Linked DNA regions of Homo sapiens: regions 2 and 3 are each linked to region 1. A link is a loop called in an ENCODE intact Hi-C map of the cell type or tissue named here. Cell type or tissue: ascending aorta. All regions are shown on one strand.

Region 1 (8,000 bases):
AATTTTTTTTTTCAAGACAGGGTCTCACTCTGCCACCCAGGCTGGAGTACAGTGACAGAGTCTCAGCTCACTGCAACCTCTGCCTCCCAGGCTCAAGTGATCTTCCCACCTCAGCCTCCCAAGGAGCTGGGATTACAGGTACCCACCACCACACATGGCTAACTTTTTATTTTTTGTAGAGACAGGGTCTTGCTATGTTGCCCAGGCTGGTCTCAAACTCCTGAGCTCAAGCAATCCTCCTGCTTTGGCCTCCCAAAGTGCTAGGATTACAGTTGTGAGCCACCATGCCTGGCCTTGGCCACTTTAGTTTTGCTTTTTTTTTTTTTTTTTGAGTTGGAGTCTTGCTCTGTCATCCAGGCTCCCAGGCTGGAGTGCAGTGACACAATCTCAGCTCACTGCAACCTCTGCCTCCTGGGTTCAAGCAATTATCCTGCCTCAGCCTCCCAAGTAGCTGGGACCACAGGTGTGCACCACCATGCCCAGCTAATTTTTATATTTTTAGTAGAAATGGGGGTTTCACCATGTTGGCTAGGCTGGTCTTGAACTTCTGACTTCAAGTGATCCGCCTACTTTGGCCTCCCAAAGTGCTGGGATTACAGGCAAGAGCCACCGTGCCCGGCTGCCTACTTTAATTTTTAATAAAGGGTTGTTATATAAGGGGTAGGTGAGAGAATGAAGTAAAATTGAGTGTTACAGTCTCCAGTTGTTAATCACATTATAATTATTCTCTTTTAAAAGTTACCAACAAGTTATTTAAAGAATCGAATGGAACCCTTTGGAAATACAGTGTTCATGCCTCTAGTATTAATGCCAGTTTTTACTTCGAGGCCAGCAAGCTAGATTCCGATGGCCTTCCCTTTCCAGGATGGGAAGCGGATGATTGACTTCAATTTTCCCCCTTCCGTTACTTCTCTGCTCCACATCATTTCTGTGCTGATGCAGGGACGATTTCCACTCCTTTTACAGCGTAGATGTTAAAAGCCTGTGCGGAGCAGCTCATTCATCATTTTCCGCAGAGCTTTACCCCTCACTTCCCCAGCCAGCTAAATGCAGGCTGTTCTTGACTCTCTGATCTAGGCCCATTGCAGGGTGAGGGCCAGGCTCAGGAGTTTCCAGGGTGAAAACCAGGTAAGCTTGATGTTGGAAGGATGAAGAAGGACCCAAAAGGGTCTGAGATGCAGAGCTCTCCAGATGGGCCTGGGAGCCTGCAGGGGAAGAGGCCTCTCTTTATATCCCGGAGGCCTGGTGCAACTCTAGTTGGTTTCATGTTTGTTGCGAGTAACAGCAGCTCACATGAAGCGGTGCACCATGTTCATTTTACATGGATCATCTCAAGGACTGCTTACAAAAAGGCCAGGAAGTAGCTGATGTTCTTCCCATCTTACAGGTAGGGAAATTGAGGCATGGAGAGGCAAAGTTACTTGCCCATGGTCATATAGGTAGAAAGCAGCACTGGCAGATTCAAAGCCAGACATCTACTCTCAGATACACGCCCTGGGCCTCAAGGCCAGTTTGCCTGGGCATTTCCCTTTAATGTCTCCTCTCTGGAAGTGAATGGTGTCATCAGAAAGGTTCCAGTGCCAGCACCAATCAATGACTGTCCCAGTGAGAGCTTGGTCAAATCCCTTTACCCCTGCAGGGACTCAATTTTCTCACCTGCAAAATGGGGGTATTAATAAAGCCACCCCCCGCACCCCCGGCCCCCAGCCCCTCCACCTGGTTGCAAGAGGAGTGGTTGTAGACTAAGGGCCTGCGTCAAGTACAGAACCCAGGAGGGGTCTGCCCAACTTTAACCCTCTCTCCAAATCCTCTAGCCTGAAGCAGCAGAAACCCACGTGGGACTGGGGGCTGCCCCCTTCCGGGCCTTCCCCAAGCAGAGGGGTCCCCATCTAGCCCCGCGGGGCAACGGCGGCCGGTGGCTGCGTGAAGGGCCCCCTCCCCCGACGCCGGGGAGCAGGAAGGCCACTCGGCACCATATTTAGTCAGGGGGAGCCGGCAGCCCAGAGCTGGTATGCGGCGCTGGGAATTCCTGCAGGAAGGAGTCCGCGCCTGCCCTTTTTGGGTTGTCTCCCGCCCGCCGCTCCCGCCGCTCCCGGGGAGGGGGACCGGCCCGGCCCGGCCCGGCCCGGGAACCTCGGAGGAGCTGGTGCCGCGCGGGGAGCGGAGCGCCCGGGCTGCCCGCGGGTCCCCGGCCTGGCGCGGGGCCAGCCCACCGCCTCGACTTCCTTTTATGGCCTGTGTGTGCGTGCGTGGACAGGAGCGGGGAGGGAGGGACGGGGAGAAGACGGAGAGCCTGGGGAAGAGAGAGAGAGAAAGCGCAGAGATAGGAGTGAGACACGCGGGAGAGATGGAGAGCAAGAGACACAGAGACCAGAGACAAAGTGAGACAGGAGGGAGAGACAGATACATCGACAGATCTAGAGAAGCGAGAGGGACAGAGACAAAAGATAGAGCGAGAGACAGCAATGATCAGAGTGACAGACATGCAGAGACAGTGGCAGAGACAGAGCGAGAGAGCCTGTGATGGAGAGAGACAGGGAATGCAATTTTAGGCGAGGAATCCTTGGGGAAGGGAAGTTGTTGAAGGGAACTCGCAGACTCTGGGGGCACACCCACTTTCTCCTTGGATCTTGACACTTGCATCTTGTAAATAACGTAATTATCACCGCCACCGCCTTCCCCCATTTTGTAGCTATGGACACCAAGTCTCAGAGAAGTGAAGTGACTTGCCCAAGGTCACGCAGCTGGCGAGTGGCGCACAGGGGAGGGGGACAGCTGAAATAATCACAGTGGGCTTATTTTTAATTTTTATTTGTATTTTGGTCGTGGTGATGTGGGTGGAGGTGGAGATGGCAAGTTGGGAAAAGTAAAAACTTCCCCTTCCTGCACGGTTCCCAGCAAGGGTGGGGGCCTCCTGTCTTGCACTTTGCAAAGTTCAAGAAATCCCCTTTCCCTACCCTTCACGCTGCACAGCCGGCCCTCTTTCCAGACAGTGCGATGCCAATAAAATGGGAAGTGGGGTGGGAGATGTCAAGTCAGATCCACCACAGCCCCGACACGGGGAGGAAGAGGTTAAAGCCTTTGCGGCCGGAACCGACTCAGGGAAGACGTTCTCAAGCATCCCGCACAGACACTGCCTGCTCGACCCCCTTTCTCTAGGGATCCGGAGCGTCTGCGACCGCCTGGGGCCGGGGCTGAGACTCCCGTCCCTGTGCGCACCTGTTCCGTGCGCCCTTGTGCGGTGCGCACCTGTTCCGTGCACCCTTGTCCCGAGCGCCCCAGCTCCTTGCGCTCCCGCCGGGGGTGCGCCCTGCAGGGGGCGCGGCGAGGGGGCCGCGAGGGACCCTCCCCAACTCCACCCCTTCGGCCTCCTCCCCTTTCCCAGCCGCGGGCAGCTCCGGGTCTATAAAGAGAGGCGTCCGAGGACGCGCAGGGAGATTTGGACGCTCCGGCCTGGGAGGTGCGTCAGATCCGAGCTCGCCATCCAGTTTCCTCTCCACTAGTCCCCCCAGTTGGAGATCTGTAAGTAGTAGTTGTCATTCTGGGGGCAGATTGCAGGGCAGGGGGGTGTTAAAAGTCCTATAGGGTATTCTATAGGGGCTGGGGTGCACTTAGGGGTCCCTGTTGTCAACCTCGTAAGGGCCATGGTGGGGGCAGAGTTGTGATTTGGATCTCTCTCTGCCTTATCGTCTTAGATTATCCTAGACTTTCCCCAAACAGCATTTCTTAAGATTGCCAGTGAGAAGTACCATTTTGGGGGTGCTTATTAACGATATCAATGCCTGGACCCAACTCCATTTCCCAACTCTAGAATCCCCAGAAAAACTGCCTTAAAAAAAAAAAAATTAGTCCCGAGTGATTCTTGTTAAGAGGCTAATCCAGGAGATATGCTCCCTTGGAAATCTCAGAGGTCCGGTGCAGACAATCAAGGCATCTCACTTTTATTCTAGGCACCAAAAAATTTACAGCTGAACTTCACTGAAAAGTCACTTGCTATCACACAGAAGGGCAAAGTGAGGCTCCTTGTGGATTTGACCGTATTGCACAGTTGTGTTGATAATGCATTAAATCAGTTAAAAACACATGGGCATAGGCTTAGCAGAAAGGAGTGTTGTTGTTTTTTTTTTTTAATCAGTTTAGGGGAGGTTCTTCTATGTTGAGAACCCCTGGGAGATAAGGCTGGTTGTGATCTAGTTTGTTACAGCCCACTTTTTCCTCTTCTCCAAATTAAAAAAAAAAAAAACAACTCACCCAGGTTGACCCCAAAGGGCCCCCAGATACCCAGGTGGGCTCCAAAGTCTCCATTTGCTTCCACGATCTGCAGGTGCGTTAGGTAAGATTACACTAGAATTTCCCGCAGAGCCACCTGTGTCAATGCCACTCTCGTGCCCAACCAAATGGGTAAAACGAGAGAAAGTGTGGCTACTGCCTGTTGTAAGTTTTCTTCCAGCACAGGGTCTGGTAGGGATTTTGCCACTTGAGAAAAGGTACCATCCAAAGCCATGCTTGTCAAGAAGTAAAAGAAAATATTTAGAAACCCAAGGTGGGAGTGTTTAGTTGCAGTATGAAGAACTGAGAGATTAAATGGTGAACTGTCCGTCCGGGGTTTGGCAAAAAGAATGCAGGCTATTAATAAACTGCTTTGCATAGTTTTTTGTTTCTTTGATTTACTCAACGATACTATTTTAGAATTGTTCAGAGACGGAACTTGACGCTGAACTGAAAGTCATTAGGTGGCAGGGTGTGAAATAAGATAGAGAATTTTGTTTGAAGGAAATTGATGTTTTCCCTTTGAGATAGCTACCGTTGATGGAACACTTCAGTGCCACATGCTGTTGCAACATTTAACTTAATTTATCTCATTTAATCTTTGCAACAACTTCATAAGAAAGGCTTTATGATGCCTGTTTAGTATACAAGGCAGCTGAGGCTCAGAGAGGTAAAGTGTCACACAGCCAGCAAGTGGTAGAACCCATTCCCGGGTCAGTTTGAGTCCAAGTTCATACCCTTGACCCCACTATCTTTCTTCTTTACCATGGACACAAACTTGTTGGGGTCAGGTTTCTGGTGGGACTAAATGCTTCCAACAAAGTAAATGTTTATCACCGTGTCCTTTGAAGAAAACATAAACTGACTTTTTGCACATTTAAAATAAAAGGCACTGTTTGTCCCCTGATTGAGGGGGTGACCTAGCTGAAACCAGTGACCCTAGGTGGGCTGCCATGCCGAGAGTCCAGAACGTGAACTAGCTGGGTCTTTTCCGAGAAGCCGCCAGGCTTGCCTTGTAAACACCATGTTTTTTTATTATCATGTCCGAAATAGATGTGTTATTCCGTACAAGGTATCTGTTATGGATTTGTTATCATTACTTTTCCGTGGGAGGGCAGAGATTGAGGCAAACATGCCCATTTATGGAAGCGTTTTCCATGAGGCCATCCCCGGCCCCCTCGTCAGTTACCCAGCCTTGCACCGCAGCCCGGTTGGTCCTGGCCCTGGGGATTTGTCTACCATGTCCCTCACCCATTGAAGAACTAGTGGAGAAACCCTAAGGAGAAGAGATTTGGGAGGAAAGTGGGATTCTTTTTTCCTACCCCCTCTTATTCAGAGGTTTGATTTTTTTGGGTGGGGGGTGGGAGGGAATTGTCTCCTTTCCACAGGTCTTGAATCCAAACAGGTGGGTCTTCCACGTTAGGCACAAGCGTGTAATTCCAAGAGCAGATATATAGTAGATTTTTCTTGAAAACCAAGTTCAATATTCAATCCAGTAGAATCATAGAAGGCCATAAGCAAATTTAAAAATCATCTCCCGCACCTCCCCAAACCTCACTTTCTCATCCGGGAAATGGGGCTAATGAGAATAACTCATGTTTTTTGGGCACTTTTGCCTGGCGAGATGCTAAACGCTTTGTGGACATTATCTTACGTCTTCATAACAACCCTTTAGAGTAGATACTGTTATTCTAACTGGCTTTATTTTACACATATGGAGTCTGAATAACTTGCTTAAGATAGCTCAGCTAACCAGTAAGGAAAAGAAGATTCTACAAATCTAGGTCTTTCTAACTCCAGAGTTTCACAGATTACCCTCATGGGAGGATTTGATGAGCTAATGTGTATGAAGGGTTTAGCACAGTGCCTGGCCCCTGGTAAGCTTCAGTGATGGTTATTTATAGCAAACACAACCAGAGAGTTCAAGATGTTTGCTCAGTATGGCATGGCTCATCTTTGGCAGAACCGGGAAGCCTAAACTATGTGGCCGTTAAAGGAGAAGCTTCTCTTAATTTTCTTCCCTTTGATCTCATAAACCTCGTTTCTATTTGGGCTGAAAGTGGTGATTAGAATCTTTAATATATTAAGCTACCATTCCTTACCTGGATTGGGAATGTTACAAATTCCAATTACATTTGTTTAGGGTTTTGTTTGTTTGTTTTTGAGACAGAGTCTTGCTCTGTCGCCCAGGCTGGAGTGCAGTGGTGCGATCTTGGCTCACTGCAACCTCCGCCTCCTAGGTTCAGGCACTTCTCCAGCCTCAGCCTCCTGAGTAGAGAGTAGCTGGGTTTATAGGCGCCCACCACCATGCCTGGCTAATTTTTTGTATTTTTAGTAGAGATGGGGTTTCACCATATTGGCCAGGCTGGTCTCGAACCGCTGACCTCAAGTGATTCGCCTGGCTTGGTCTCCCAAAGTGCTCAGATTACAGGCGTGAGCCACCGCGCCTGGCTTATTTAGGGTCTTGATGGCATACTTTAAGGGATGGCCTTTTTGCTCTCTAGGTCTTCTCCTTCCACTCCTGACCTTTCAACTTTTAACCCTGGCCACACAATGGAGGAAAGACTGAATTTAGAGAAAGGCAGGCAAGAATTTGAAAGAAACCTTGTATGTGATCCAAGGACAGAGGAAGAAGCTGCTCACAGTGGCTGAAAGGGGAGGTCGGACATCTGTGACTTGTATCAGGGTTTCAGGGGCTAAGGAGGAACAACCTCATCAAAGTTGCTAGGAAAGGGCCATAGAGGCCAGGTATGGCAGGTCATACCTGTAATCCCAGCAATTTGGGAGGCTGAGGTGGGGGGATGGCTTGAAGTCAGGAGTTTGAGACCAGAGTGGGCAACATAGCGAGGCACCATCTCTACAAAAAAATTTTTAAAATGAGCTGGGCATGGTGGCATGCATCTGTAGTCCTAGTTATTCAGGAGGTTGAGTGAGGCAGGAGGATTGCTTGAGCCCAGGAGTTCAAGGCTGCCGTGGGCCCTGATTGCATCACTGTTCTCTAGCCTGGGCAACAGAGTGAGACTCTGTCTCAAAAAAAAGGTGAGGGGCATAGAACTTTACTGTACCAGGCTGAAAAATACAAGGCCCAGAGAGGGCAAGTGACTTGCCTAGCATCACCCAGCGAGTTTTGGGCAGAGCTGAGACTTGTAACTCGAAGACCTAAGGATCTTCCACAGGCTAATGAATAGCTTGTTTGTGCTCAAGGGATGAAGCAGTGAGTTGTTAGGACAGGACTGTGAATAGGGCTGACATATTCAGATGTGTCAAACATCGCTAATGCCATCTCTGAGTAAATTAGGCTTCAAACAGATCGGGATTCTAATCCTGGTTCCCCAACTTTTGCAAGGGAGGGCCTTGCATTTACCTTTCAAGACCCCGATAGGCTTAGCAGGAAAATGGGAATAATAGATAATGCCACTCTTTCATCCTTGGACTTTTTGTCTAATTATATGAATTTATCTGTAGGATAAATTCCCAGAAATGCGCTTGCTGAGTTAAAGGGCATGCGTATCTAAAATTAATAGATATTGCAAATGACTGGCTAAAGACATTGCAGACCAGGTGCAGTGGCTCACGCCTGTAATCCCAGCACTTTGGGAGGCCGCAGCAGGTGGGTCACCTGAGGTCAGGAGTTCAAGACCAGCCTGGCCAACATGGTCTCTGCTAAACCCTATCTCTACTAAAAATACAAAAATTATCTGGGCATGGTCGTGGGCACCTGTAATCCCAGC
Region 2 (8,000 bases), 90 kb after region 1:
GGATTCTTGGAGCTGAAGGTAGAGATGTTGGCCTCATCAGGAACATGTGGGCAGGGTTTAGGGGAGGGGGAGTGATCGAGGCAGTGGATTTACTCAGGCTTTTCCTGGAGGGGTTGCTCTGGTGATCAATTGATATTGATCAAAATCATCCAACCAATGGCCAAGAAACACACTGGGTCTTGAGAACAGGACAGCTCAGAAAGAAATTCTTGGTCGGGACACTGTGTTTCCAGAAACGATTTTCCTTCTGCGTTAGATGTGCCTCAGTGTTGAAGGTTAATCTCTTTCAGGAACACCAGGACAGAACTGTGGAAAGTTTCCCTTCCTTCCCACGCCTACGCCCGTTTGGAGCCCCAGAATAGCACTGAGGTTGCTGAAATGCTGCATAAGGGGAGGGGCAGCTCCTCCGAAGATAACTTGGGGTCTGGAAAATTAGGCTGTATGGGTCAGTTGACAAATGGATGGTGTATGTGGGTCTTGGCCAGGGTCCCACATCAGAATCTAGTGCTGATAGCCTCCTTGTCTGAATGACATAGGCCCTCCAAGAATGATTCATTTCATTTGGGACAGGGGTCAGTTTTGCTTCTAATCTTGCTTTTAAATAACAATGAACAATGGTTAAGTATTTGCTGTGTGCCAGGAATTTACCAAATCCTTTTTTCTTGATGTACTACACTGTTCAGTATAGTTTTATTTAAATAATAAAAAACTGGAACAGGCTGGGCACAGTGGCTCATGCCTGTAATCCCAGCATTTGGAGACACTGAGGCAAGAGGATTGCTTGAGCCCAGGAGTTCGAGACCAGCCTGGATAACACAGTGAGACTCTGTCTCTACAAAAAAAATAAATAGAAAAAAACTGGAACAAACTAAAATAGGTTGATTAATAGAGGGTTTATTAAATCATTGTCTGTCCTTGTGAAAGAAAACAATGAGACCATTTAAATTGTTTTGCTGGGCATGGTGGCTCACGCCTGTAATTCCAGCACTTTGAGAAGCCAAGGCAGGCAGATCACTTGAGCTTGAGTTTGAGACTAACCTGGGCAACATGGCAAGATCCCTTCTCTACAAATAATACAAAAAATTAACTGGGTGTGGTGGTGCACACTGTAGTCCCAGCTACTTGGGAGACTGAGGCAGGAAGATTGCTTGAGCCCAGGAGGTCGAAGCTGCAGTGAGCCGAGATCACACCACTCTGTCACCTAGGCTGGAGTACGGTGGCGCAGTCTCAGCTCACTGCAATCTCTGCCTTGCAGGCTCAAGCAGTCCTCCCAGCTCAGCCTCTCAAGTCGTTGAGACTACAGACATGTGCTACCACGCCTGGCTAATTTTTGATTTTAGGGTTTTTGTTTTGTTTTGTTTGAGATGGAGGCTTGCTATTGTCACCCAGGCTGGAGTGCAGTGGCACGACCTCGGCTCACTGCAACCTCTGCCTCCTGGGTTCAAGCAATTCTCTTGGCTGAGCCTCCTGGGTAGCTGGGATTATAGGCGCCCACCACCATGCCCCACTAATTTTTTTTGTATTTTTAGTAGATACTGGGTCTCGCCATGTTGGCCAGGCTGGTCTTAAACTCCTGACCTCAGATGATCCACCCATCTTGGCCTCCCAAAGTGCTGGGATTGCAGGCATGAGCCACCGTGCCTGGCCTGGGGTTTTTTGTTTTGTTTTGGTTTGATTTTTGGAGGGGTGGGTAGAGACAAGGCTTCACCATGTTATCCAGTATTCTCTGGTCTTGAACTCCTGGGCTCAAACAATCAGCCCACCTTGGCCTCCCAAAGTGCTGGGATTACAGGCATGAGCCACCATGCCCAGTCCCCAGTGTTCTCAATGTACTTTGGCACTTGTTTCCCCTTTAACCACAGAGACCAGACTCCAGGCCCAGCACCTTCGGCAGCCCCAAGCATCTAGCTAGAATTTGGTAATACTGTTTTCCTTGTATTTATATTTATAATTGCCATCTATTTATGGCAAGTGAAGATGATTTGTCACTGAAGATAGAGAAAGTTTTCTATTAAAACAAATGTAAGGAAAGAGAAGGAAGTAAATTTAAAGAAAATGATTAAGCAAATAATGGAGCAGATGGTACACAGAGCAAGCATTCAGACGATGGCGTGCAAATGACGAACTCTCATAGGAACCAACTTAGTCCTAAATGTACACCAACCCCATTTATAAACCAAGAGCTACTTCCAAACCCTCCATCAAGGGGCCTATGGAGAAGGGGGTGGGTCAGGCTTCAGGCTGGAGCTTCATGAGGCTCCAAGTGACCAGGGGACACCAGGATTTTCCCCACCACATTGGGTTCTGCAGCCTTGAACTCCTGGCCTCAAGATATCCTCATGCGCCACCATGCCTGGCCTGGTTATACTGCTTCTAATGTATTTTGAAGATAAAAAATAAAATCACCTAAATTGTCCATCCTGTGTATCCCTGGTGGTACACATGTCTGATGTTGGAAAGTCCTGTTTCTTATTCCTCAGCAAGAAGAGAGGTGTAAGGCCACTGTAAAAAATTAGCACAAACTTGATGCCTTAAAACAACAGGAATTTATTCTCTCCCAGTTCTGGAGGCCAGGGTTCTGAAATCAGGGTGTCGGCAGGAGCCGGGCATAATGGCTCATGCCTGTAATCCCAGCACTTTGGGAGGCCAAGGCAAGAGGATCGTTTGAGGCCAGGAGTTCAAGACCAGCCTGAGCAACATAGCAAGACCCCTTCTCTACTAAAAATTTAAAAAAAAAAAATTTTTTTTTTTTTAAAAGACAAGATGTTGGCAGGGGTTGTTCCTCCTGGAGGCACTGAGGGAGATCTGTTCCTTGCCTCTGTCCTGGCTTCTGGTGGCTCTGGCTGTTCCTGGCTTTTCCTTGGCTTGTCTCACTCCAGTCTCTGCCTCATCCTTCATGTGGCATTCTACTCTGTGGGTCTTCTCTTCTGTCCATCATAAAGACACTTGACATTAAATGTAGGGCCCACCAGGTTAATCCAAGATGATCTCATCTTGAGATCTTGTACTTGATTCCATCTGCGAAGACCGATTTTTTCCAAAATAGGCCACGTTCAGGCTGGGCGCGGTGGTTCACGCCTGTAGTCCCAGCTCTCAGGGAGGCAGAGGCGGGAGGATAGCTTGAGCCCAGGAGTTCGAGACCTGCCTGGGCAATATAGTGAGACCCCGGTATCCACAAAAAGGAAAAAAAAATAAATGTAACCCCCCAAATTAGGCCACATTCACAGGTTCCAGGTGGACATATTTTAGAAAGACCAACATTCAACCTAATATAGGTGGCTTCCACTCTTTATCACCTACTAGGCCAGGCCCTTGCTCAGCATCTTACAAGACCTAAACTTCACGAAGCAGGTACTACTGTTACCATCTCCGTTTTGCAGATAGGGAAACTGAGGCTCATGGGACTTATTGAGACTCATGTAGAGTCTCTATCCTCTATTCATCCATGATTCATCCATCAATCCATCCTCTATCATCCATCTATCCTCTACTCATCCTTCCATCACCCATCCATCCATCACCCATCCGTCCATCCATCTACCCACCCATCCATCCATGAACCCATCCTCTATACATTTATACATTCATCCATCCATTCACCCTCCATCTGCCATCCATCCATCTCCCTCCCTCCCCATGTGTATCTGGACCCGGAACTAGGATTTGGAAATTCAGAGATAATGAGATTTATAAGAAGCAAAGCTGGGATTTGAACTCAGGACTCTCTAACTGCAGAGCGCGTGCTTTGCACCAGCACACCAGGATGCTGCCAGCCGTCACCACCCTTGCTGTGTTGTGTCTCCTCACTGGTTTACTTCTTTGCTGTCTGCTAATTCTGCCCCAAGGTTCATCTCTTATGGCCTGGGAGTGGTGGCATTCTTTTGTCATTTCTGGAATTACATTTAACTATACCAGAAAGTGCAAACCAATGGTTCCTGAGCCCACAGGAGAGATCGGCCACTACAACCTTCAAAATTTTTAGAAATTGGTTCCTAAAGTTTAAATATGGGTAGGCCGGGCACTGTGGCCTATAATCCCAACCCTATGGGAGGCCAAGGCACATGGATCACTTGAAGTCAGGAGTTTGAGACCAGCCTGGCCAACATGGTGAAACTCCGTCTCTACTAAAAATAGAAAAATTAGCCGGGTGTGGTGGCACACGCCTGTAATCCCAGCTACTCTGGAGGCTGAGGCAGGAGAATTCCCCTGAACCTGGGAAGCGCAGAGGTTGCAGTGAGCCGAGATTGCACCAATGCACTCCAACCTGGGTGACAGCAAGACTCAGTCTCACACACACACACACACACACACACACACACACACACACACACACCAAAAAACATGGGTACACTTCACATAAAAACTCTGGGTTTCCATTATCTAGAAAAATCAGAAGTTCCAGCAACACTTGGCTTATATCCCCTGTGGCAATGACGGAGTAGCTGCTGGCCCCTTCAGATGGGTTTGTGGCCTCCTTGGGTCCCCACAGTCCTCATTAGTTGGCTTTGTTCATTTAGACCAGTGGTTCTCTGCCAGAGGTGAGTTTGCCTCCCAGGGGACATTGAGTAGTATCTGGTGACATTTGTGGTTGTCACAACTCTGTCAGGGTAACCACCACTGACATCTAGTGGTTAGAGGCCAGGGATGCTACTAAACTTCCCATGATACCCAGGACAGCTCCCCACAATAGAGAATTATCTGGCCCCCAATTTCTGCAGTGACAAGATTGAGAAACCCTGAGTTGGCCGGCTCGCCTGGGCTGTGCAGGCATTTCAGGAATCTTTAGTTTAAATTGACACTTTTAAAACTGTGAGTGCAACTCTTCATAGTTTACAAAGACTCTTTCATAGATGTTATGGTTAAAAGGAAGTGTGTTTCCAAGCCCTGTCAACAGCAGCTTCATTCATTTTGGGGAGAAGGCTTTCTACCATAGTAAGTGGGAGCAAATGGATGGGTGGTCAGCAGCTGGGTCCTTTTGCTGAGCTGGGCCAGGGACCCCATGGCGTGAGAATAGCTGTTGTGAAGGGCCTTGTAATGTCTGGTTTGGCCTGAGGAACCAGAGAAGTCTGGGATCTCTAGGCTTTGTTCCTGGAACATAGTGACTGATTTGAAGCCAGAACTCTGGGTGATTTGTACCTGAGTTAAGCTAAGCCAAGAATTTGCATTAATCATCATCCATCCATTCATCCATCTACCATCCATCCATCATCTGTCCATCCATCCATTCATCCATCCATCATCCATCCATCAATGCTGTATCCATTCCTCCATCAATTCTCCATCCATCTATCCATCGTCTATCCATCAATCCTCTGTCCATTCCATCTATCCATCTATCCTCTATCCATCCATCCATCATCCGTCTATCCTCTATCCATGAATTATTCATCCATCAATCCATCCTCTATTCATCCATCTATCCTCTACTCATCCGTCCATCATTCACCCATTCATCTACCCACCCATCCATCCATCCGTCCATTCATCCATGAACCCATCCTCTATCCATTTATTCATTCATCCATCCATCCACCTTCCACCTACCATCCATCCATCTCTCTCCCTCCCTCCCATGTGTATCAGGACCTTGGAATAGGCTTTGGAAATTCAAAGATGATTAGGGCAGGCCCTCCACTCTCCAGAAACTCATGGTCTTATGGGGATTTCAGACATAGAAACTATTTTAACAGTAACATGGCCTGAGTATGGAGTCAGAAAGGTTCCAAGTATTCTGGGAACACAGCGTTTTTGTTTGGAGACACCTGGACAACAAGTGGAAACAAATGTATATCTTCTTCATCCCAACATGGGCATCTGTTACACCCAGAAGAGTATGTAAGAAGCACAGGGTTTTTATTTCAAAAATCCTTTTATTGACATATGATTTACATGGAGAAAATTGTGTATGCCATAGCGTGCAGTGCAAAGAATTATTATAAACTGAACACGTCTGTGTAACTAGAATCCATTTTAAATAAGACAATGCCACCAGCCCCATGGAAGCTCCCACATGCACCTTCTAAGAACTTCCCTCAATTAAGGATAATCATTATCCTGACTTCTAACAGCATCGATTAGTTTTGCCTCTTCTTGAATGGACGGTCTATATATGGACTTAGACAGTATGTTCTTGTTTCCATCTGTCCTCTTTTGTTCGGTATTTGTGTCTGGAAGATATGTCAGGGTTTTTTTTTTGTTTTAGAGACAGGATCTCCCTACATTGCCCAGGCTGTATCAAGCTCCTGGCTTCAAGCAGTTCTCCCACCTCAGCCTCCCAAAGTGCTGGGGTCGCAGGCATGAGTCACTATGCTGGCCCCAATACATCAGTTTTGATTTGTGGTAGTTGTAGCTCATTCATTCTCACTGTTCTGTGGCAGGGGTTGCTAACACATTTTTCTGTAAAGGGTCAGATAGTAAATTCTTTAGCCTTTGTAGGCCAGACGATCTTTGTTGCAACTCATTAACTCTGCCAGTGTAGCATGCAAATAGTTACAGACAATATGTAAATGAATGAGTATAGCTGTTTTCCACTAAAACTTTATGTATAATAGCAAGCAGTGGGCCAGATTTGGTCCATGGGCTGTAATTTGCCAGTCCCTGCTGCGTGGCATTCCATTGTAATGCAAGGTTTTAAGCAACCATATGAAAATATTGAGCTCAGAATCTAGTTTCTTCAGAGGAAAGATGTAAGCTGGCTCTGGGTCCCCAGTGGCTTTAGGCTCCAAAACTCCAGGGTACCTTGGCATTGACCTTTGTGTCTGCTCTGCCCTTCTCTCCCCACCTCAGCCATATTGAAGGTGGTATCATCGGTCCTGCAGCTTGGAAATATCGTCTTCAAGAAGGAAAGAAACACAGACCAGGCGTCCATGCCAGATAACACAGGTACTTGCCACTTTTTCCTGATGACCAATGACTTTGGGGTTGGGGGGGTGGGGGAGGTGACATTTAACCACTGGTTATTTTTCAAGGTGAAGGTATCTGGGATTTTAACAACAGTTGGACTAGGTTCTTATCACTCACTTTTTCAAACTTTTCAGTGCTCAAGACCCTATGTGGAAAGTTATTGAATCAGAGCGCAGGGATTAAAAAAAAACAAACCTAATAGTTTTATTTATTTGTTCTTTTTTTTAAATACAAAATTTTACAAGTTTTAATAGAGACGAGGTCTCGCTGTGTTGCCCAAGCTGATCTTGAACTCCTGAGCTCAAGTGATCCTCCCACCTTGGCCTCCCAAAATGCTGGGATTACAGGCAAGAGTCATCACGTCCTACCCCTAATAGTGACCAGACAAGATCCCGAGGGACCATCTCTTCTAAAATACCCCACTTAATTGTTTTGTTAAAGAAATATTTCTCAAGCCCCTGCAATATGCCACTGGGATACAGCAGGAAATGACACAAGAATAGCTCTTCTTACGGTATCTGTGGTCGTCTTGGGGAGACAGACCTCAATTGCCCTGAGAATTAGGGGTGCCAGATAAAATACAGGATGTCCAGATAAATTTCAATTTTAGGTAAACAACAAACCTTTTTTTAAATTTTAATTATGTCCCTTGTAACATTTGGACCGTGATTATACCAAAAGAGTATTCTTGTTTATCTGAAATTCAGGTTTAACTGAGCATCCTGTAATTTTCCCCCTAAATCTGATAAACCTACCCACAAATAAACAGTATTTTGTGTTTTGAGAAGCTGGCCTGGCTACCACTATGCTTGTTGGTGGCTGAGCTGAGAGCAAAACTTAGGTTTCTTATTTCCCAGCCCAGGCTGTATATTGTGTTGCTTTTTCCCGCTCCCTAGAGCCCACCTTGATCAAACCTGTTGCAACCGCTTACTGGGTTTACCTTGCCCACAGCCTAGACAGAGCCAATTAATCAAGACAGGGGAATTGCGATAGAGTAAGAGTAACTCACGCAGAGCCGGCTGCATGGGAGAACAGAGTTTTATTATTACTCAAATCAATCTCCTTGAGCATTCGTGGATCAGAGTTTTTAAGCATAA
Region 3 (8,000 bases), 210 kb before region 1:
ATGTCAGTAGCGCCCAGGATAAAAAACCCCACACCAGGGGGCTGAGCTGAAGATGCTGAGACCATCTCGCTCAGACCAGAGAAGTGACAACTCCCAGGATCTGTTTATCATCTTCTATGCACCAGGTGCTGTGTCAAACGTGTCAAACGTTTTAGGTGCCACTAAAGATACCTGAGCGCCTGCGAGGTGCCAGACACAGCTCACGCGGTATAACCGACGTTTACACACATTCAATCTTCTGACATTGGACTCTGGAGCCAGACTGTATGGGTTTGAATCCTGGGGCTACCACTTCGTACCTGGGTAGCCACAGGCAAGTTAGTTAACTTCTCTGTGCCTTTGTTTGTTTGTTTTTTGAGACAGGGTCTCACTCTGACACCCAGGCTGGAGTACAGTGGCATGATCATAGCTCACTATAGCCTTGAACTCCCGGGCTCAGCCAATCCTCCTGCCTCAGCCTCTCAAGTAACTAGGACTACAGGTGCACCACCATGCCTGGTGAATTTAATTTTTGTAGAGACGAGGTCTCACTACATTACCCAAGGTGGTCTCAAACTCCTGGCCTCAAGCAATCCTCCAGCCTTGGCCTCCCAAAGTACTAGGATTATAGGTAGGAGCCACTGCACCCAGCCTGTGCCTCACTTTTTCATCTGTAAAATAAGGCTGACAATCATGCAATCAACTTCAGAGGGCTGTGATGGGGTGTCTATGAGGCAGTGCACACAGAGCACTTCTCACAATGCTTGGCACATAGTAGGTGCTCAGTAAATCTCAGTGAGGCAACACCCTATGGCCAGGAAGAGCATGGACTCTACCGATGGGCTGTGGGTGTGAATGCTGGTTCTTCTTTTGATCAGCTGTGCAATCTCAGGCAAGTTTCAGAGACCAGTTTCTTCATCTGGAAAATGGGGGTTTCCATCACCCTCCTCCAGGGGTACCATGGTGAGTAATGGACAAGTTGGGACATTGACATCCTTGGAATGGCATGTGCATGACAGAGGCTTTATAAGTGAACGTGTCACTGCACTTAGTGCCATTAATATTTATTATTATTATTTTTTTTTTTTTTTTTGAGATGAAGTCTCACTCTTTGCCCTGGCTGGAGTGCAGTGGCGCGATCTTGGCTCACTGCAACCTCCGCCTCCTGGGTTCAAGTGATTCTCCTGCCTCAGCCTCCCGAGTAGTTGGGATTACAGGTGCCCAACACCATGTCCAGCTAATTTTTGTATTTTCAGTAGAGACGGGGTTTCACCTTGTTGGCCAGGCTGATCTCGAACTCCTGACCTCAAGTGATCCACCTGCCTCAGCTCCCCAAAGTGCTGGGATTACAGGCGTGAGCCACTGTGCCCGGCCTAATATTTATTATTAAGTGCCTAGAGAGATGGTTACAAACAACATCCCTGGCTCAGGGGGATGGGCTGGGAAACGATAAATTAACAAGCTACAAAACAAACAAACCTGCCAATAAAAATGCATGGCCAGGTGCAGTGGCTCACATCTGTCATCCCAGCACTTTGGGAGGCTGAGGCAGAGGGATCCTTGAGCCCAGGAGCTCAAGACCAACTTGAGGAACAAAGCAAGACCTTGTCTCTCCAAATAAAACAATTTAATATTGAAAAAAAAAAAAAGGCCAGGAGAACTGGCTCATGCCTATAAGCCCAGCACTTTGGGAGGCTGAGGCAGGTGGATTGCTTGAGCTAAGGAGTTCGAGACCGGCCTGGACAACATGGTGAAACCCTGTCTCTACAAAACATACCAAAATATTATCCAAGTATGGTGCTGTGTGTGCCTGTAGTTCTAGCTACTTGGGAGGCTAAGGTCAGAGGATCACCTGAGCCCACGAAATCAAGGCTGCAGTGACAGCTGTGACTGCACCACTGCACTCCAGCCTGGGAAATGGAATGAGACCCTGTCTCAAAAAAAAAAAAAAATCCAAGTAACACTCAGCCAAAGAAAGGTACTTTTGTTTCCCTTATCTAGATAAAACTGAGGCTCAGACCTAAGTCTACACAGCTTGTGGGTGATGGAGGCTGGCCAGCCTCCAGAGTCCTCATTTAGCCCAGAATAGAATCAAGGTCAAAGCCTTGGAAAGTGACTCCCACGGGGAAGCCTCAAGCAGCTGCTGACCCTCAGCAAGAAAACAAAAATGCAAGTGCAAGTTCACCCTCCTGGGAAGTGTGAGACAGGACAGAAGCCCAGGAGGCCAGGCTTCCCTTCCCTTCTGCAGGCTCTGCAGAACCCTTGTCCCCCGGGGTCTCGCAGACAAGCGGCTGGGCAGAGTCAAACCTGAGGGCAGCCAAGGGAAAGAAATGCAAGTAGGGAGGACCCAGTGGGAGATGGGAAGGCGGCCACTTCCAGAAGCCAGGACTGAACACACACACACCGTCTTTGACAGGCCGTCGCTCGATGCTGTCAGGTTCCAGCTCCTCATGGGAGAGAAAGATCCTCAGGCGTTTGAGGGAGACACTCGCCTGTACAGAGAGCAATGGCAGGGGAGAGTTATTTTTAAAAAGCATTTTTGCAAAACCAACCAAGGTTAACTTTCAAGGGTTTCCCCAGGTGTGGAGGGGCACACACCCTCCCTTATTTCTGAAGGTCCCACATTTCTTAGAACCAGTGTATACTTTAGAATTAAACAAAACAAAAAAAGAAACAGGTTTGGTTCTGCTTTGTTTTAAAAGCCCACAAAAGGTATTTCAGAAAAAATGGGCGAATGGCTGGGCACGGTAGCTCAAACCTGTAATCCCAGCACTTTGGGAGGCCAAGGCAGGCAGATCACTTGAGGTCAGGAGTTTGAGACCAGCCTGGCCAACATGGTGAAACCCCGCCTCAGCTAAAAAAAAAAAAAAAAATACATAAAATTAGCCTGGCATGGTGGCACGCACCTGCAATCCCAGCTACTCGGGAGGCTGAGGCAGAAGAATCACTTGAACCTGGGAAGGCAGAGGTCGCAGTGAGCCAAGATCATGCCACTGCACTCCAGCCTGGGTGACAGAGTGAGGCTCCATTTCAAAAAATAAATAAATAAAAATAAAAATAAAAGAAGAAAAGGGCAGAGGCCTGGTGGAAAAGGGACTCTGGAAACGTAACAGCAAATGCAACAGAGCCAATTCAAACAGCCCAATGGGACAGGCATTTCTGAGATATTCCAGAAAACTTGGATATGGGCTGAGTATTATTGTAAAAACTTATTGTTAGTTTGCTTAGACATGATGATGGTATTACATTATGTAGGAAGAAATGCATGCTGAAATATTTGTGGGTAGAATGTAAGGGGTCTGAGATTTGCTTTAAAATTATTCGGCAAAGAAAGGAAAGAATGAAGGGATAGATAGCAGAGTTTAGCATTAAAAACAAATGAAGGGAAAGAGGGACAAGGGAGGGATACTGAAAAAGAATGAGATAAATCAACTGTGGCAAAATGTTTTGGGTTTTTTTGTTCGTTTTTGAGATGGAGTCTCGCTCTGTCACCCAGGCTGGAGTGCAGTGGCGCAATCTCGGCTCACTGCAAGCTCCACCTCCCGGGTTCACAACATTCTCCTGCCTCAGCCAACCGAGTAGCTGGGACTACAGGCACCTGCCACCACACCTGGCTAATTTTTTTATATTTTTAGCAGAGACAGGGTTTCACCGTGTTAGCCAGGATGGTCTCCATCTCCTGACCTCATGATCCGCCCACCTCGGCCTCCCAGAGTGCTGGGATTACAGGCATGAGCCACTGCGCCCAACCTTGGTTTCTTTATTTGAGACAGAGTCTTGCTCTGTTGCCCAGGCTGGAGTGCAGTGGTGCAAACATAACTCACTGCAGCCTCAAACTCCTAGGCTCAAGCGATCCTTCTGCCTCAGCCTCCCATGTAGTCACTGCAGGCATGCACCCCACACCCATTTTGTTATTTTTTGTAGATTAAGGGTCTCATTGCCCAGGCTGATTTTGAACTCCTGGGCTGAAGCAATCCTACCACCTCAGCCTCCCACAGTGCTGGGATTACAGGCGTGAGCCACTGCGCCCAGCCAAAAAATGCCGATGTTGAATCTGAGTGATGTGTACACGGGGTTCATGTTGTATTATTTCCTTTCTTGGAGACTGAGTCTCACTCAGTCGCCCAGGCTGGAGTGCAGTGGCACAATCTCGGCTCACTGCAACCTCGGCAACCTCCACCTCCCAGGTTCAAGCGATTCTCGTGTCTCAGCCTCCAGATTAGCTGGGATTACAGGCACCAACCAATACATCTGGCTAATTTTTGTATTTTTAGTAGAGACAAGGTTTCCCCATGTTGGCCAGGCTGGTCTCGAACTCCTGACCTCAGCTGATCTGTCTGCCTTGGTCTCCCAAAATGCTGGGATTGCAGGTGTGAGCCATCATGCTTGGCTTTTTTTTTCTTTTTCTTTTTCTTTTAATGCCAGTTTACAAACTTTAAGCTATTCTACTTCTGTGTACACTTGACATTTTTCATAATAAAATGGATTTTTTTGTTTTTGACAAAGCCTGCTATCAGCCTTGTACTACCAAATTTTACGGTTGATTTGCCTATGTAGTTAAAATGGAGTTTTCAAAAGGGATGTTCGCAATGCTCGGAAAAAGAATGTGAAAACAGTGCAGAAAAGTGACAGGAGCTTCCAGTAGTGCCCAAGTGTGACAAAACAGAAAGCCACCCCTCCTTACACAGTCAATGGCAGGAATTTTAGAGATTCTACATGGTCTACATTGTTTCTAAAAAATAAAAACAAAAAACAAAAAAAAACAGGGTCTTACTCCCTTCACCCAGGCTGGAGTGTAGTGGTGAGACTATGACTCACTGCAGCCTCAACTTCCCAAGCTCAGCTGATCCTCCCACCCCAGCCTTCTGAGTCGCTGGGAGTACAGGGGCACACCACCATGCCTGGCTAATTTTCAAACATATTTATTTATTTATTTATTTATTTATTTATTTATTTATTTATTTTTATTTTATTTTATTTTATTTTTTTTTACATACAGGGTTTTACCATATTGCCCAGGCTAGTCTCAAACTCCTGGGCTTAAGAGATCCACCTGCCTTGGCCTCCCAAAGTGCTGGGATTACAGGCATGTACCATCATGCCCGGCCGTAAGGTTGGGGTTTTTCTTTTTTTTTTTTTTAATTTTGAGACGGAGTTTTTGCTGTGTCACCCAGACTGGAATGCAATGGCACGATCTTGGCTCACTGCAACCTCTTCCTCCTGGGCTCAAGCAATTCTCCTGCCTCAGCCTTCCGAGTAGCTGGGATTACAGGGACCCGCCACCACACCTGGCTAATTTTTGTATTTTTAGTAGAGATGAGGTTGCACTATGTTGGCCAGGCTGGTCTCGAACTCTTGACCTCAGGTGATCTACCCGCCTCAGCCTCCCAAAATGGTGGGAATACAGGCATGAGCCGCCGCGCCCGGCTGTAAGGTTGGGGTTTCTCAAAGCGTGGGTGGTCAAGACCTATCAGTGGGTTGTAAAATCAATCAAGTCAGACAAGAGCTACGTTTTTTAAAAAAAGGATAGGAATGGCGGAGGAACAGGCTGAAGAGAACAGAGTATTTCGGAAAGATTCTTCCAGAGCATGGGAAAGCCCTGCTGCATTAAACTTGATTCATATACTCAAGTGCGAGTTCTCTGTCAAGAAGTCAAATGTGTTTTCTTTCTTTCAGGCATGACCAGACGAAAGCATGGCAGCCTTTGTCCGGGCCTCATGGAGCCCGACCGGGAGTGTGATCTAGAGGCTGCGCTCGGGGGCACTTCCATGCTTTCGTGGCCTAGAACCCCAAGGCCCCCTCTCGGAAGTCGCCCCAGCTTCCCCCTGTACCTGCACGATGCTGCTGATGACCATGGGGAGAATGTTCAGGGGAAACCGGAGGATGTTGAACAAGGCCAAAGACACGAAGGCTGTCTGGGCATCCAGGATGTTGTTCTCGTCAATGGTCACGTAGACGGCAAATGTGCACAAGGCCACCTGCAAGCAGAACGCCCAGTGCTGACTGCTGTGCCCCGAGTGAGAGTCATCATCCTAGGAGCAGTGACAGGCCCTGGAGACGCGCTTGGGCCCTCCCCAGGTGGCCACAACTGACCAGCTGCTGGAGCTCGTGGAAAAACCTGGGGCAGTATCTGGCACATGGCAGGTGCTCACTAAACACTCTGGGAATGAACTGGATAAATCAACGACCGGGAGCCCAAAGAGCCGGCCTCTCCCATCAACTTTCTCAGAGATGTCCTAGAGGGGCATTCTTAGTATTCCTCAAAAGCACCAAGCACAATCCCCAAGCCAGGCCTTTGCCCCTGACGTTTCCTCTGCCTGAAACCATCTTCCATCCAGGGGGCCACCTGACTCCTCCCTCTCACCATTCAAGGGAGCTGTCTCTCCCACTTTACCCAAATAGCCCTGCCATCTGGCCATCGGCCCATGTATTTTCAGGGTCTCAGCACTGCCATTTCATTGTTACTTCCTGGAAGGTCATACAGCTTAAAAATAAAAACCATACACTTTGCCATATTTCCGCTGTGGGACCCTGGTTGAGTTATTTCACCTCTCCAGGCAAGCCCCTATTTTCTCATCTATAAAATGGAAGTCATGATAGGCTTTTAAGGGCTGTTGGCACTTATGTAGGGTGTTTATTTGCACAGGGCCCAAGCACAGTAAAACTCAACAGATGGCAGCTGTTTTTATTTCTTGTTGGAAGATTTGGTCCAAATTCCTTAGATCATTCTTCCAAGGAATCTATTAACGTGGTCACACAAGCGAGAGCCCGGTCCCACGGGAAGCCAGAGCTGGTTCGTGTTCTGGCTCTGACATTAACAAGACAGATGACGCTGAGCCATGGCACAGAAATTTTCCAGGCTCCGATGTCAAGAGGGAGGCAAGGTGCTCGAAACGACAGGGACGCATGATCCCTGGGTGCAGTGGTGCAATCATGGCTCACCACAGCCTCGACCTCCCGGGCTCAAGCATTCCTCCCACCTCAGCCTCCCGAGTAGCTAGGACTACAGGCGCATACCACCATGCCCGGCTAGTTTTTTTATTTTTGTAGAGACAGGGTCTCCCTATGCTTCCTAGGCTGTTCTCGAACACCTGGGCTCAGGCCATCTGCCTGCCTCGGCCACCTAAAGTGCTGGGATTACAGACATGAGCCACTGCACCCATCCTGGCTCCCATCTTCTAAGCGGTAACGCAACACTGGCATCTTACCTAAAGATACTTTTTTTTTTTTTGAGACACAGTCTCATTCTTTTGCACAAGATGGAGTGCAGTGGTGCGATCGCAGTTCACCGCAACCTCTGCCTCCCAAGGTCAAACGATTCTCATGCCTCAGTCTCCAAGTAGCTGGGATTATAGGCGCCCACCACCATGCCCAGCTAATCTTTTTGTATTTTTCTTAGTAGAGATGGGGTTTCGCCATGTTGGTCAGGCTGGTCTTGAGCTCCTGGCCTCAAGTGATCCGTCTGCCTCGGCCTCCCAAAATGCTGGGATTACAGGTATGAGCCACCATGCCCAGCCCAGAGATATTCTTTACTCGAAAGGGTCTACATGTATCTACATGATAGACTTCTCAACCATAAAAAGGAGTGAAATTCTTATACATGCTAAAACATGGATAAACCTTGAAAACATCATGCTAAGAAACCAGTCAGATGGCCAGGCGGGGTGGCTCACACCTGAAATCCCAGCACTTCGGGAGGCTGAGGCGGGCGGATCACTTGAGGTCGGGAGTTCCAGACCAGCCTGACCAACATGGAGAAACTCCGTCTCTACTAAAAATACACAATTAGCCAGGAGTGGTGGTGCATGCCTATAATCCCAGCTACTCAGTAGGCTGAGGCAGGAGAATCGCTTGAACCTAGGAGGCAAACGTTGTAGTGAGGCAAGGTCATGCCATTGCGCTTCAGGTGGGCAACAAGGGAGACACTTCGTCTCAAAAAAAAAGAAAACAGTCAGAAAAGGCCACCTGTTGTTTGATTCCATTTATATGAAAAGTCCACAGTAGATAAACAGAGACAGACA

What was found. A loop is a pair of places that touch in the nucleus more often than their neighbours do. Peaks named below come from ENCODE experiments on the same cell type or tissue, not always from the same donor. Only the 100,000 strongest peaks of a DNase experiment are listed, where the experiment ranks them.
Region 2: a loop joins it to region 1, with 2.5 times the contacts of the local background. A loop is called at or near these places in 4 of 110 quality-filtered maps.
Region 3: a loop joins it to region 1, with 8 times the contacts of the local background. A loop is called at or near these places in 5 of 110 quality-filtered maps.

Annotation. Positions count from the first base shown.
Region 1 is chr16:15,852,463-15,860,462 of GRCh38, reverse strand. It overlaps MYH11 (myosin heavy chain 11), which reads left to right and starts at 3,435. Exons shown (of 41, transcript NM_002474.3): 1 at 3,435-3,522. RefSeq lists an enhancer at 1,888-2,389. In ascending aorta, a CTCF peak has its summit at 3,338 (motif pointing right); DNase peaks (open chromatin) are centred at 2,032, 3,052, 3,242, 5,462 and 1 weaker place; H3K4me3 peaks cover 6,352 bases; H3K27ac peaks cover 7,893 bases.
Region 2 is chr16:15,762,678-15,770,677 of GRCh38, reverse strand. It overlaps MYH11 (myosin heavy chain 11), which reads left to right. Exons shown (of 41, transcript NM_002474.3): 10 at 6,787-6,882. LOC124903651 (a long non-coding RNA gene) reads right to left here. Exons shown (of 2, transcript XR_007065005.1): 2 at 7,928-8,000. Among named protein-coding and RNA genes, the nearest start is that of MYH11, 90 kb to the left of the region's middle. RefSeq lists a silencer at 4,472-4,766. In ascending aorta, a CTCF peak has its summit at 4,617 (motif pointing left); DNase peaks (open chromatin) are centred at 407, 1,216 and 4,624; H3K27ac peaks cover 6,454 bases.
Region 3 is chr16:16,066,113-16,074,112 of GRCh38, reverse strand. It overlaps ABCC1 (ATP binding cassette subfamily C member 1 (ABCC1 blood group)), which reads right to left. Exons shown (of 31, transcript NM_004996.4): 13 at 5,811-5,957; 14 at 2,384-2,471. Among named protein-coding and RNA genes, the nearest start is that of ABCC1, 120 kb to the right of the region's middle. In ascending aorta, no CTCF peak of the experiment used is centred here; a DNase peak (open chromatin) is centred at 6,822; H3K27ac peaks cover 7,236 bases.